Regions from separate parts of the Homo sapiens genome. Here region 2 is linked to region 1. Evidence: chromatin contacts called from ENCODE Hi-C data. All regions are on one chromosome and are shown on one strand. Each heading gives the region's core, a stretch centred on a gene start or an enhancer-like site at or near the end of the contact. The rest is flanking DNA. Distances are from core to core; before and after follow the strand shown. Region 1 holds the start of LINC00572 (long intergenic non-protein coding RNA 572). Region 2 overlaps SLC7A1 (solute carrier family 7 member 1).

The links. Hi-C counts contacts between places; a loop is a spot of excess contacts on that map. Pooled maps may share reads with other maps.
Region 2: a map of ascending aorta shows a loop between it and region 1 (13-fold over the local background). The contact joins the enhancer-like site here to the promoter of LINC00572 in region 1. A Hi-C loop is called at or near these places in 5 of 168 maps with a recorded cell type or tissue (aorta, ascending aorta, chondrocyte and 2 more) and 1 of 50 pooled maps.

The regions. Positions count from the first base shown.
Region 1 is chr13:29,923,855-29,931,327 of GRCh38, reverse strand. It overlaps LINC00572 (long intergenic non-protein coding RNA 572), which reads left to right and starts at 4,677. Exons shown (of 2, transcript NR_047501.1): 1 at 4,677-4,825.
Region 2 is chr13:29,520,065-29,527,537 of GRCh38, reverse strand. SLC7A1 (solute carrier family 7 member 1) reads left to right here. Exons shown (of 13, transcript NM_003045.5): 6 at 3,285-3,406; 7 at 4,050-4,272; 8 at 5,082-5,221. Among named protein-coding and RNA genes, the nearest start is that of MTUS2-AS1, 36 kb to the right of the region's middle. RefSeq lists an enhancer at 2,878-3,568. Within about 2 kb of position 3,902, at least 7 of the 41 ENCODE cell types and tissues checked have a DNase peak (open chromatin) inside an H3K27ac peak, as active enhancers do; they include ascending aorta and heart right ventricle, where a contact is called at or near this core.

The DNA of each region.
Region 1 (7,473 bases), core at 3,428-5,927:
GACATAATGCTATTGCACAGACTAGAGTATACTTTAACCATAGCTTTTGTATGCACTGGGAAGCCAAAACAATGTGCAACTCACTTTATTGTGATTTTGCTTTATTGCAGTGGTCTGGCACAGGACTCACAATATGTGTGAGGTATGCCCGTGTTAACTATCATCAGGGTAGTCAAAGGTGCTATGAGAAGGTAGGGGTAGTGGGACACAGACAAAGGAGAGTCTTTTTTTTTTTTTTTTTTGAGACGGAGTCTCACTTTATCGCCCAGGCTGGTGTGCAGTGGCGCGATCTCGGCCCACTACAAGCTCCGCCTCCCAGGTTCACACCATTCTCCTGCCTCAGCCTCCTGAGTAGCTGGGACTACAGGTGCCCGCCACCACGCCTGGCTAATTTTTCGTATTTTTTAGTAGAGACGGGGTTTCACCGTGTTAGCCAGGATGGTCTTGACCTCCTGACCTGATGATCCACCTGCCTCGGCCTCCCAGAGTGCTAGGATTACAGGCGTGAGCTGCCGTGCCCAGCCGAGTCATTCTTAAAAGTGGATACTTATGCCCCTCTTCCCTTTATATCCTCCCTGCTTTGAATGCTGTATCATTTAGAATTAAGTTCAGCCAAAGGGGCTGGGTGTGGTGGCTCATGCCTGTAATCCCAGTACTTTGGGAGGCTGAGGTGAGCAGATTGCTTGAGCCCAGGAGTTTGAGACCAGCCTGGGCAGCATGGTGAAACCCCATCTCTACAATAAATGCAAAAAAATTAGCCAGGTGTGGTGGTGCACACCTGTGGTCCCAGCTACCTGGGAGGCTGAGGTGGGAGAACACCTGAGCCCAGGAGGTCAACGCTGCAGTGAGTTGTGACTATACTTGCTGCACTCCAGCCTGGGTGATAGAGGCTCTGTCTCAACAACAACAACAACAAAAGTTCAGCCAAAGGAATAGGAAACCCAAAATAGCAGTCGCTTAAGTAAAGCAAAAATTTAGGTCTCTCCACTGTAAAAAGTCTGGAAGTAAGCAGTTCAGGGTTGGTTTGGTGACTCTGTAGTGACAGGGACTCAGGCTCCTTGTGACTTTTGCCTTACCACATGCAGCTTCCATTCCCAAGGTCACCTCATGGTCCACAATTGCCACTGGAGTGCCAACCATTACATCTGAATTCCAGCTACCTGAATGAAGAGGGGGACAAAGACGAGCATGTCCCTTCCATTTAAGGACATGTCAGAAGTTGCATACATCAGTTCCACTTGCATCTCGCTGGTCAGAACTAGGTCACATGGTTACACCAATTGGCAAAGGAGGCTAGAAAATGTATAGTCAGTCTTTATTCTGTGAAGTCAAGTGCACAGTTAAAACCTAGGGGCTCTATTACTAAGAAGAGGAAAAAGAATACTGGAGAAACAGCAAGCAGTCTACCATGTATGGACATCAGCAGATGCCCAATCCCCAGTATCGAGCATACTCAAAGACAGAAAAGGCTGTGTTTCCAACAGAAATCTAGGTAGGGGTTTGTACCATGCCTCAGATTCTCTGGGTTTCACATCTCTAAGGTCTTTGGCCCCTTTTTCTATTCCAGCTGCTGCGTGCTGAGCAACTCTGCACGGGCTGTGACCAACTTCTCAGGAGCTTGAAACTGCCTCCCATCCTAGGCATGCATGAGCAACTGCTTAGTGCCTCGCCTCCAGCCTGGGGCTTTTCTGTTGAGCTCTGTCGTGAGACATCCACGGACCACATAGTGTCTACCTGTGTCCATCCAGAAGCAAGGGGCATCACCATCTGCCGTGCCAACCTTTGACCCATAGACGAATGCAGCAAATGGCTAAACTGTATCCCTCTTTTCCCACAGAAGGGCTGTCCTGAGATGCAGCCATTCACATGGCCTGTCAGAAGATGGACCTGCAAGATTGCATCATCGATTGAGCTGAAAATCCAGCAGTAGCGAGCTCAGTTACCCATTATTGGCTCTCCCTCTTTTTCTGCCTTGCTCCCCTCTTCCCTCACTCTTCTGTCCTTAGGAAGGCACTCCCCAATCTAGAAATAGCACACATACTTTGCCTCAGGCTCTGCTTTCTAGGGAAGTCAGGCTAAGGCAGGTAGGTCTCTTCCCTCCGTCCAGGCTCCCTTCCTCCCTCCTCCCCATTTCCCATTGTGCTTCTGGTTGAAGAATGCACAGTTCTGGTTAACAGAACTGAAATGGGTCTTCAGGCAGGTTCAAATGAAGTCCTTCCTGGTCTAATGCTTTCTAATCTTTGTATCCCAGACAAAATCAGCCTCTCAGGTTTAACAAGGTTTCTGGTTATCTCAAGTGAAAACAAAACAAAACAAAACAAACAAAAAAACAAAAACAAAAACAACTTTCACATTTTTTAAATAGCCATTTCTTTTTCTTTTCTTTCTTTCTTTTTTTTTTTTTTTGAGACAAATTTTTTTTTTGCTCTGTTGCCCAGACTGGAGTGCAATGGTGCAATCTCGGCTCACTGCAACCTCCACCTCCCGGGTTCAAGCAAGTCTCCTGCCTCAGCCTCCCAAGTAGCTGGGATTACAGGAACCTGCCACCACACCTGGCTAATGTTTGTATTTTTAGTAGAGATGAGGTTTCACTGTGTTGGCCAGGGCTGGTCTCAAACTCTTGACCTCAGGTGATCCATCCGCCTTGGCCTCCCAAAGTGCAGGGATTACAGGTGTGAGCCACTGCGCCTGGCCTAAAATGGCCTTTTCTAATCAGCTTTTTTTATGAAGAAAATTTATTTGCAGGGCTCCTTTTTGATAGACTAAACTGAATACATAAAGAAATATAGGGATAAAATCCAGTTTCCCCAGAAACTTCATTTCAACTTCTCTGCCATGCCCCCACATCCATGCATTTTTTGGTTCTCTCTTCTGCTGGTCCTCATTTGGACACCATGGTTGTGTCTATAACACCTGTGTTATTACTACAGGGGATATAGTAATGCTTAGCACTTTTCATTGTGAACTAATTCTCAACACAAATGTAGTTCACAGGAAAGTAGGCAATGCTTTTATTTCTGGAAAGAGAAAAGTCCATAAAGAACATAGAAGTATTAGGTGCTAGTTCCTTCCCTGCATTCTCATTCAGCAACCTACTAATGATTTTAAAGCACTTGGGGGACATTTGGTTAAAAGAAAATGAGTTTCATAAGCAAGTGGTGTCACTTTATGGAGATTATACTAATTGAGATCATTTATTTCTGAAAGAGTAGCCCAACTTAATGGGACTTAAAGCACCAAATATCTATAATCTCTCTGACTCCCACAGAGAAGACCACCCTGTTTGGAGCAGCAATACTGCTCCTTAAAGTAATATAGGTTGAGCATCCCTAATCCAAAAATCTGAAATCCAAAATTATCCAGAATCTAAAACTTTTTTGGTTGCCAACATGCCACCACAAGTGGAAAATTCCGCACCTGGCCTTAGGTGACAGATGGCAGCTAAAACACAGTCAAAGCTTTGTTTCAGGCACAAACTCATTTAAAATATTGTATAAAATTACCTCCAGGCCATGTGCATAAGATGTATATGAAACATAAATGAATTTCGTGTTTGTTCAGACTTGGGTCCCACCACCAAGATACCTCATTATGTATATGCAAATATTCCAAAATCCAATATATATATATATATATATATATATATATATATATATATATATTCCAAATCTGATAAGAGATGCACACCCTGTAGAGCAAATCCAGATCTGTTCTGAGTTGGAAGTTCAGAAACTAATTCAGCAATGACTACACTTCTGGTGCTTGCAGTATCCCATAATTAGTTGGATGTCATAATAATCCCTATTCTCTTTTTTACAATGGCACTCTTACATCTTACAAAATACTTTAAAGGATTTAATGTTATTTTAAGAATTTTTGGATAAGTTCTTTAAGCCCACTGACAAAATTGAAACAATCCTGGGGGCTTGTGAAATCTGGGTTGGAGATTGTAGAACTTTGTTTTTAGAAGTATCATCTTTCCCTGAATCTTTCATTACCTACCTGATTTATTCAACTCTAATTTTGCAATAAAATGGAATTCTTTTTCTCTCAAATTTGTTTCCTTAAATCAGAATACCCAATCTAATTCCCATCTGTAGATCTGCAGCTTGTGGAATCATTTCATGTCATTCTTTTTAAATTGGCCAACAGCATCCATTTAACAAGCTATTTCCCATAGCAAAGATATCCTTAGTTATGATTTTGGATTTAAGCTGCACTAAAATATAAGGAAATATTGAAACCTTTGAAGAAAGCACTAACTTTACTTCCTTCTTCCAGATCTAGGGATCCCTGGTTACTCCTGAATTACTCCCATCATCCAAAGCTGCTCTCTTCTGCTTATATATAATTTGAGGGAAGCACAATTCTAAGAAGTTACGAACCACCCCTAAGTTATGACTTTTCTAAACATTCCAAGTATTATGATGACTTTCAGACTGGAGATTTGTGCTATCTGCCCAGTCAAAGTCAGCCAGCCATGGTGCATTCAGAACATGTGTTGTCAACAAAAACTGGCATCATAGAAGTGGCTAAAGGTGTACCTCACAGGCCTGGCATCAGGTTCATCAGAGGCACTGCACGTTGAGAAACAGTGGGGTAAAGTGACATCACCAAGGTGAACAGGTGAAATTCAGCTCCACCTTCAAAAGTTATTCTTAGGGAAGAAAATCATCTCTTCTCTCTTCCTCCTTCGGCTCCTGTTGGCCGGTGCCTTCCTGAACCTGAAGAATATCTTTGCTCTTTCCAACTCCCACATTCAAAACAGAGTCTTACAACTCAGCCACATTTTCTGCTGAGCCAGCCAGTGGGAACAAACACCAAGGTCTGTGGCAACCAAAGGTGTATGTGTGTGTGTGTGAGTGTGTGTGTGAGAGAGTGTGTGTGAGAGAGAATGTGAGTACATATTTATTTGTGTTTGTGTGTAGTGTGAGTGGGTGTATGTGTCTGAGTGTTTGCATGTGCGTGAGAGTGTCTATGTGTGTGTTGATATGTGCATTTGTGTGTTGTGAGTGTATGGTTGTGTTTGTGTCTGTGTGTGTGGTATGAGTGTGTGCATGTGTATCTCTGCATGTGTGTTTTTGTGGGGTTTGTGTGTATGCATTAATGTGTGTGGGGGCGGTATGTGTGTGTTTCTGTGTGTGTGTGTGTATTGCTTTTCTTCTAGTCTCCTCCTCCACGCCATCAGCCCACGCAATCCACACCTCATAAAACAGAACCCACATCTCCATCCTACTACAAGGAACTGGAGAAAAAAGAAAAAAAAACAAGCAACAAACCCTCCTGCCAGTCAGAGCCCAAGGAGAAAACTGGATGTAGATTTCAATCCACCCTCCCAGGTCTGCAGGTGTGAGAGAAGGTCACCTTTCTTGAATATCATGACAGTTTTCAGTGTGTGTGACTCATCTATGTTATTCCAGTTCTCCTTCATTAGGGGGATAAAATGCTTTTCTATATTTAATGAATGCCAGTGATTCAGGAGTTTGAGAGAGGTGGGCCCTAATTAGTCAAGCAGGGTTTCCATTACACAGAAAGCTTGAAAGGAAGGATTTTGGCTATTCCTGTGCCAGCAGCCAGAAGCCCAAGCCACACCAGAATAGGGAGGCGTCGTTTTGTTGTCAGTCACCAAGAGAACCAGAGAAAGAGTTGTGAAACCAGGCTAAGGCCCTGGCACTGGCTTCCTTGTCTGTAAAATGTGAGTGCTAGACTGGAGTTCTGGATCTCTGCCAGCTCACAGATGATATGACTCTCTAAAGTATTTGGTCAATATTAGGCAGTCCCCACTGGAAAGCTGGCTTAATAGACAACTTGCAGGCTTAGTCCTGAGAAAGCCTCATGACGTTACTAAGGAATATAGTAGAGAATCCAAAGAGGAGAGGGAGAACTCTACCTACTTTGGTGGAATAAATAGGGTTTTTTAATGAGAGAAGAGTAAGCCCTAGCCCAAATTGTGTAGCAGCCACGGTTCACGTCCAGCTCCTGCATAATCCTTTTTCCCTATCAATCTCAGTAAAGGATTTAAAATCAGTGACTTCTTGTTTTGATGGTTTTGAAGTCACTGTTTTTCCGTCAAAGGGGTATGTGCATTTAAGTTTTATTTTCAGCTGTGGGGTGGAAGGCCTCTCTCTGTGGCAGGAACTGCAGGCATGAGCAGTGGCTGGGGGAATGGGTGTGCACAGCTGCAGCCTCAAGGTCTCAAGCCTGATGTCCTTACTTCTGGTGCAGGGACTTTGTAGATTGGGAGGCCCATTCTCTCTCTCTCTCTCTCTCTCTCTCGCTCGCTCTCGCTCTTGCTCTGACTCTCTCCCTCTCTGCTGATGGCTTATGCTTTCCCTCAAGAAGCACTCAGAACTTTCTGCGGCCGCTCCTTGCTGAGTACAGCTGGCAATCCAGATGCCCCAAGTCCCCCAGCAGGAGTCCTTCCCAGAGGAGTCCTTCCTCCATGGAAAGACACACCAGGAAGCCCTCCTTGGCAGAGGGCTGCCCTCTTTTGCCCTGAGCACCCTGGAGCGAGGCTGGAGTAGCTAGGAGCATGATGAGCAAGTGGGGCTCTCCTCTCTGTTTGCATTCCATTTGATGAGGCAGCTGGCGAAGCTTCTCCCCCGTCTCAGCTGCAGGGTGAGCAGACTGCGGCTGCTGCCTCTGATGTGCTCACCGGAGCATCACCTGCCTCCAGCCAGGAATTCCACCTGTTCCAGTGACACCAAAGATGTGAAGGAAGGATGTCCTCATCCACCTCAAACAACTCCCAAATGAATTTCCTTCTTTTGAGGGGGCTAGCGACAGGAAAAAACATGGCATCACCAGGCACTGAGCACTTTAAGCAGACAGAGCCTCTTGTAAAATAGGAAGCGGAGAGCCTTTAAGTCGCACATGGCATTAGCTGCCATGTCTTGAATTTGGGCAGCCAGTCCAGGCAGGCAAACCCAGCTGGAGAGGAGCAGGACAGGGTGCCCAGCAGGGGGCGCTGTATTGCACGTGCCCCCGGAGACAAAGGCTGCCAATGGAGGGGTGGGTCCTAGCCCCAGCAAGGACGCCAGGAGTGTGACTCAGGTGCTGTTGTTGGTTAGAGGAGTGGCTAAGGCAGGAGAAATCCTGAATCATGCTGTGGCCACGTGGCACCAGGATCACACACTTGGTGAGATTGTGCTCATGCCCTGAGCCATTTCCTCATCCAAAACAAATATTTGAGTTTAAAGAGCTGAGTAAAGCTGCAGAACGTTTTGTAGATTTATCACATTTTCTCTGCTGCAACTAGAGGCCTTGGAGAGCCTTACTTGTGGCAGTCCACACAAGAACCTTGTTTCTGTAAGTAGTTTGCACTGAAAGCCAGTGACTTCATACATAAAGAATGTTCTCTCTGGCTGGCTCGCCCAGTCTCCACTTCTTCTGTTTTGTTTGTGTAATTGGTGCCTAGACAGAATTTTCAAAAGCATTCACCCAAAACTGAAGGGCCATGGGGTATATGGCTTG
Region 2 (7,473 bases), core at 2,653-5,152, 400 kb after region 1:
GAGTGAACACAACTGCCACACGCATGTAAAAGGTTAATTATTGATTACATAGAAAGAGACCCTTAGTAAATATCTCTACGTTTTGGTTTGCGCCTCTGTAGAATGGATTCTGTGGTTATTTTGTGTTGATACTCTGCCACTGGCATCAGTAACACCCAATCTTTTCTTAAAGGTGGAATTTAACTTTTTGAGTTGGTAAAATACTACGTGGTTCATAACGCTTTAAAAAAGATTTACAATGCGTTCCTTTCTTCATCCACCTCATCTCCCACCCCCACAGGTAAACTTTCTAATTGTGTGTGTGTGTGTAAGCTTCCAGTTTCTCCCTGTGTAAGCACAAGCAAATGTAAATATGTATATTTTATTTCTGTTTTCTTACACAAAACGCGGCACTCCGTATATATTGTTCTGCACCTTGCATTCTTGCTTACTAGCATGCCCTGCAGATTTTTTTTTTTTTTTTTTAATCAGGCCCTTGTTCATTGTTATGGTTGCCCAGGGTCCCGGCACCCGGGTCCTCCTGAAGTCGGCTGTGGGTCCTCCTGAGGTCAGGTGTAGCGGCGCAGTACGAGGAGCAGGTGTGGCAGGGTCACAGTCAGCAGGGAGGTTTACGGATGCTCACGGTTGCACACAGCTCTGGAGTTGGCGCAGCACAGCACGTGCCTTCACCCCCATTCTGTAACCTGGAGGATTATCCAGTCTCTTCTGCAACTGTCCTGAGGAGCCGGGGAGGATGCCTTTTGTTTTGCCTCCTCGCTTTGCGCTCACCCATCGCCCTTGCTTCCTTCTCTCCATGCTTTTATTGTTGTGTGTGCTTTACCTGTCTGCGTGAGGAAGACACATTCCAGCCCTTCTTAGTCCCCTTCTGTGAGTTCATCTCTTTCTGGGATTTAATCATGTATGCAGTTCCCTGCACTTTCCACTTGCCCTGAAATGGAGGTTTCAGGACCTTTCTAGGTGCCTCTGCCTCATGGTTGCCTAAAGCTCATCTATCCATGATAGCATTCATTTATTTATTTATTTTTTAATTTTTAAAAATTATTTTAGAGACAGGATTTTGCTGTGTTGCACAGGCTGGGGTGCAGTTGCGCAGGCTGGGGTGCAGTGGCACAATCATGGCTCAAAGCAGCCTCAAACTCCTGGGCTCGAGCAATCCTCTTGCCTCAGTTTCCCAAGTAGCTGGGACTATAGTCATATGCCACCACACCCAGCTAATCAGAAAAAAATTTTTTTTTTGTACTAATGGGGTCTCACTATGTTGCCCAAGCTGGTCCCTAACTTATGGCCTCAGGTGATTCTCCCGCCTCGGCCTCCCATAGTGGGCATGCATTTATTTTAACGCAAGGCCATGTTGGTAGCTCTTGATGTCATAGGAGCTGAGTGGGGATCTGGGGGCTTTTCACTGCCCGTCTGTCACCCTGGCCGCCACAGGGCACCAAAGTGGGGCCCACAGAAGCCATTTTGACTCTTGAGTTCCCCTCCTCCCTTGGCCTCATCCTCCCCCTCTTGAGCCATTTGGTTGTCACCTGCTTTGTCTTCAGCATAGGCCACTGAGTAACAGAAGCCGTTTGCCAGGGTGGGAGTGGGTGGCCGGCGGGGCCTCTGGCCTGAGAGGCGAGGGGATTTGGATGAGTTGGGCACAGCTCCACTCCAGCCCTTTGCTGTCCTGCGGCCCTGCTGACTTGTCTGTCCTGGGATGCTTGGTTTTGAACTTGGGTTGCTAGTTTTAGTCATACTCTAACACAACAAACTAAAATTTTGTTTGGCCACAGTTTTTCCTGCGTCCATCACTTGTACATTTCTGGGGGTTTCCTCTCGTTACTGTTTATGGGACCACAGTAAACCCCACATCTACATGAGCTTTCTCATGCATGTACTTCCAGCGTCTTCATGGCAGTTTCTGTAACTGAGAGCTGTGATGATCCTCTAGGAATTAGTAAGGCTTAATCCCCATTAGAAAGTAGTTGGGTCCATCCTGTCTGTCTGTCTGTTTTATCAGCCAGTGAGTAAATCCCATTGAAAGCAAAGTTCACCAAATGGGCTGCCCAGCCAACCTGAGGGATGTCAGTGTTTATAGGACTGGGAGCATCCTACAGGGTTCCTCTCTTCATGCTGACAAGGTTTAGGGCAGGTTGTCCTGTGCAGCTGGGTGGCTGTCAATATGGTTGAGTGGGGGCAACAGAGGTGGGTGGTGAGCGTCCTCTTGGGCTCCAGGCCAGCCAGTGGGACCCTGGCACAGGACAGAAAGCCTGCGGCCCTGGGGCTGGCAAAGGTGTGGGAGTAGGGACTGCCCTTCTTGAACCACAAGGAGTGCAATTGCTTTTCGGGTGGCAGCAGAGGGTTGGATGCAGAAAGCTTAGGGTTACTTGGTGACCAGCAGGGGCTATGTGCCTCCTGACCAGGGGACAGTGGCCAGGGAAGCCGCCTGCACTGACTGCATGGTGCACCCCCAGAACACAGCATGTGGGGGGACAGGCCAGGGCTTTGTACATCAGGGAACAAGGGCTTGAAGGACCCCCGACAGGGCCCTGGGAGGGGCCATAGCGCCACACTGAACCTGGGCACCGTGTCTCGGCACAGGTGTCAGATTTATGGGACTGTTTTCTGAATGTTTAAGCAGCCTGCTTCTTCTGGACTCCTGAGTTTGTAAACTGTGCTTATTTTGCTTTTGCGTTCATCAGTGTAGCAAAGATGTGCTGAGCCCCTCCCGTGGGCCAGTGCCCAGCTGTGCCCGGGCCCCACACACCTGGCAAAAGCTGCGCCCTCCTGGACTCCACCTTGTGCATACAGGCAGTTAAGGAATGCCTTTGCTGACAAAGACTTTTATTTTAGCCTTAGTTTCTCTGGAATTGTTTGTTTTGAGATTGAGTTACTGGTAAATATGGGACCCGGGGTAGGACTGGCTGGCGGCTCTGCATCCTTCCTCCGAGGGGCCCTGGGGAGAAGGGTGTGGGACTGGCCGCGTGGCTGGTTTCTCCCCCATTTCCTGTTGGACCCCTGCCTCATAGTCCCCACGTCTCCCTACCCTAGTCATTGTTTAGAAGATGCTTCTGGAAGGGGCGATACTCTGCACCCTTGTGACCCTGGGCCACGAACAGCAGGGAGGCCTGCACACACGGAGTTAGCATGCAGTGGCTGGACTCAGCGTCTGAAGCCCAGGGCCTGGCAGCGGTAACAGGGAGGGCTGACTGCCAGGTTCCGCTCATATCAGGAGATGAGCACAGCTCCTTACGCCAGACTGCGCAGCGAGTGACGTGACATTTGTTTGCGGCTCTTTTTTCTAGTGACACAAAAGAAGGGAAGCCCGGTGTTGGTGGATTCATGCCCTTCGGGTTCTCTGGTGTCCTGTCGGGGGCAGCGACTTGCTTCTATGCCTTCGTGGGCTTTGACTGCATCGCCACCACAGGTATGTCCGCCAGCCACTGCGGTCCCGGGTCCTCCTGCACCCTGGGCAAACAAGCCAATGCTTGCCATTTCCCTCCTTGCTGGCACGGTCCAGTCGCCGCTCTTTCACACATGAGCAACATGTAGATTTGTAGCTTCCTGCCAAGCCCTCCCACCCCCAAACCATTATCACATCCCCAACTGTCAACACCTGATGAAAGCTGGATCTTGAATAAGGCTAAGGTTCCGCTGTTAGAATGGGATCATAGCTGTGTGGCTGTGGCCTGATTTCATATCTGAGCGTCTTCCGGGAGGAGTGAGGCTATTCACAACATTGTCATCCTGGCGGACTGAATAGGCCAGGCTTCAGTGAGCCTCCCAGATTTTCTCTGCCAAAGGAAACAAGTCTCTTCCTTGGCTGCATCACCACATTCAGGCCGAGAACACTGTTGCAGGGCCATGGGCTGTCTGATGTGTCTTCCTGAGCACCACCCCTCTGCTCCCGGAAGCACAGGAGGCCCCAGTGCCCACAGGGCTGAGTGCTGGAGGGAGGTTTCTCGTAGGGTCACGTGGGTTCCGGGGCACTGAGAGGCCTTGGGTGTCATGTGGGCAGATACACTGCCTCTTGCTGTGTGCCCTCCTCCGCTGACCCCTTGTGCTTCTAGGTGAAGAGGTGAAGAACCCACAGAAGGCCATCCCCGTGGGGATCGTGGCGTCCCTCTTGATCTGCTTCATCGCCTACTTTGGGGTGTCGGCTGCCCTCACGCTCATGATGCCCTACTTCTGCCTGGACAATAACAGCCCCCTGCCCGACGCCTTTAAGCACGTGGGCTGGGAAGGTGCCAAGTACGCAGTGGCCGTGGGCTCCCTCTGCGCTCTTTCCGCCAGGTGAGAGGCCTTTCTGTGGTGGCTGCTCCTAGGGGTGGAACCACCAGCAGGGGTTAGGCTATAGCAGGCCAGGTACAGCCATGCGAGACACACATCGGCTGCCAGCATTCTTTACCCTTGAAATAGACCCAGTACCCAACCCAGCTTTGATCATGTGGCTTTTCCCTTGTTGGCCAGTATTCATCATCCCAAGAGTTGTGTTATTGAGAAGAACCTGAGGCTGGCTTTTCAGCATCATCTGCTTAGCAAGGGACTGGTTCTCTGTCCCTAAATCTGGCCACTGGAACAGGCCCGCTGTTTGAACACCATATTTTGGCCCTCAGTTTAGCTGTCATGCAGAAGCTACTTTGATGAAGGGAATAAGTGCCTTTTAATGAGAAACATTTTCACCAATCGTATTTCCTCTTAGCCTGTATAAACAGAGCTATTTGGTAAATATTGATTTACCACAGGGAAATCTTCATGAATGCAGTGATGCTTGTATTTTCTGTTTGATTCAGCTAGAAATAATTGCAGGAATAAATACAGTTTTCCATCTGTAAAGACTGTACTGGGTCTCATGCTAGTGTATGTTAGATAGATGTTCCCTATTCTTTACCTTAATCCTTATTCACAGTGTGTGCTCTTTCTGGGATTGATTTATTAAATGCCAAGTCTTTTAGCCACAGGCCTCACCCAGCGTGGAGGGACGGCAGCTCTTGGTGAGCTCAGACTCCCTCTCCTCCGTGGTAAACCGAGCATGGCTGGATGTGGTGCCTTTATCCCTTATGAGCCAGGTTCACTCACGCGGTTTGCCTCTCCCCATCTAGTCTTCTAGGTTCCATGTTTCCCATGCCTCGGGTTATCTATGCCATGGCTGAGGATGGACTGCTATTTAAATTCTTAGCCAACGTCAATGATAGGACCAAAACACCAATAATCGCCACATTAGCCTCGGGTGCCGTTGCTGGTGAGTACTAGAACTCATTTCACATGGAAATGTTTTAACAATGGAGTCATTACTCCCTAGGGAGACGTCTTGCGCAGTTCTGGTCTGTGAGTAATCTTAACTGGTCTTTTTAACTCCTGGTTTTTATACTTGGAGCCTGGTTCATTGAAAGTTGACTGACCTTTTGACAAAAGGCAGAGGCCCGTTTGACAGAGGATGGGAGAGAATTTTTGAACAGTTTGCACTCTGGTTTTCATCTCAATGGGCGGAGCTTAGAACACACAGTATTCGAAAACCTTTTCTCCCCATTTCTGGACGTTTCCCTGAGTAGTCAAGGGCAGGCTGACACCTTCCTGCATGACACAGGCCAAGGGAGACCTCGCCAGTACCTGGAAATTCGGCGTCCATTTCTGAATTCTCTGGAAAACAAGTGTCCCTTATGATCAGTGTTTTATGAAATGTGCCGCCTCTTCCCCAGAGAGTATCAAGGGTGCTGCTGATGAAGCCACTTGCCCCTAAGTTTATACGTAATAGCAGACCCAGTGGAGTTTCATCTTGTCAGATGAGCCTCATCGCTGAGAGGACCATTTTGATGGATGAAATCAGTGGACTAATCTGAGCCGTGTAGGTGTTCCAGGGCCCCAGATGAAGGAAAGGAGAACCTACAAGGAAGCTCGTGTGCACACTGTACCTGTGGTCTATGTCTCCTCCTTTCGCGATTGCATTTCATAGCCCCGAGAGGCAGACGCCCGCCCCTTTCGCAATTGCATTTCGTAGCCCCAAAAGGCAGACGTCAGCCCACTGTACAGATGTAGAAGTGGAGGCCCAGGGAGGTGAAGCGAGGATGTGCACCCAGGGCGGTGGAGCGGCCTTGTGATTCCAGGGTTGTTTTTATGCCAAAGTAGCCAAGCTCCTTCCAGAGTCTGAGCAGAGCAGTGGGTCTTTTTGGCAAATTAGGGCATGTGAGATCAGTCACAGTTTCTAACACAGCGACTTGTCAAATAGCCATTGGTAAGGCACTTGACCTTCTTAAATGAATGAATTATTCACTAAGTTTTATTAGCATTTATGCCTTTAGCAAACTGTGCTTAGTTTTGTGGATTAATATTGTATAATAAAACACACCTATTTTTAAATTATGAAACATTTTCTTATGTGATTCTATGCTCTTGAGAGTGACCACAGTGGTCAGATTGAGAGGCACTATACATCAGAATGTGACCAGTATATTTACAGGATTAAGGACTTGGAAATAGTCATTGTTTTCTCAGGCTTTACGTGGAATTTGATCATATTAAAGACTGGCCTTAATTTCCTTCCCCTGCTGATAGAGGGAGATCAAATCATGCTCTTTGAAGTGACTGTAAAGTACATGCCATTCACAAAATCCAGGATTTACCCTTTTCATTTGGTGGGAGTGGTAAATAAGTATTTGGTTTTCTAAAATCACCTCACATGGAAGAAATTAGTCTCAAGTTTCCCGTGAGTAGGAACATCGGCATTTGTGGCATGCACAGTTGGGCGCTGTTCTGATTATCCAAAAGGCCCTCCCTCATTGCTCTTTAATTTTGTGTTTTATTCTCCATTTAAATTTGTTTTAGTTGCAGTGATCTAGAGGGGCTTGAGAGATATTTGTGGAAAAATAATGGCTTTGTGTTTATATTTTAGCTTGTGTTGATTGCATGTGTTTTGAAAATATCCCAAAGCAGATGTAGCCAAGTTGTTTTTTAATGAGTACTTGACATACACACCCATGTGAATAGACACGTATACTCTCACAACGCTCACAAAAGATGTTCAAATAAGGGTGCAGGTTTTAATTCATTTTAAAGGCAAGGGACACAGTGAAGGGGCTGATACTATATTGTTTGAGAACAACTCTTCAGATTTCTTCCACGTGAAGTGACTTCACATGTGAAGAACTCTGCTCTCCTGCCCGCCTGCCTGGGTTAGGACCTCCTGTGAGTCCTCCCAGAGCACCAGACTTGCCCTTCTTTATCACCCAGCACTGTTGTCCACTAATGCCTGTGTCTTGGTGGGGTACACTCAGGAAGGCTGGGGACTGTGGTCTGCCCTGTTCAATAGTGAGTACCTAGAACCCAATGATGGGCACACTCTGACCGGAGCTGGATGGATGGAAGATGGGTAGATGGATAGATGCTGAATGGATGGATGGGTGGATCGGATGGATGAATGGATGGATGGATAGATAGATGGATGAGATGGATGGGAGATGGGCAGATGGATGAGATGGATTGATGGATGGATGGTGA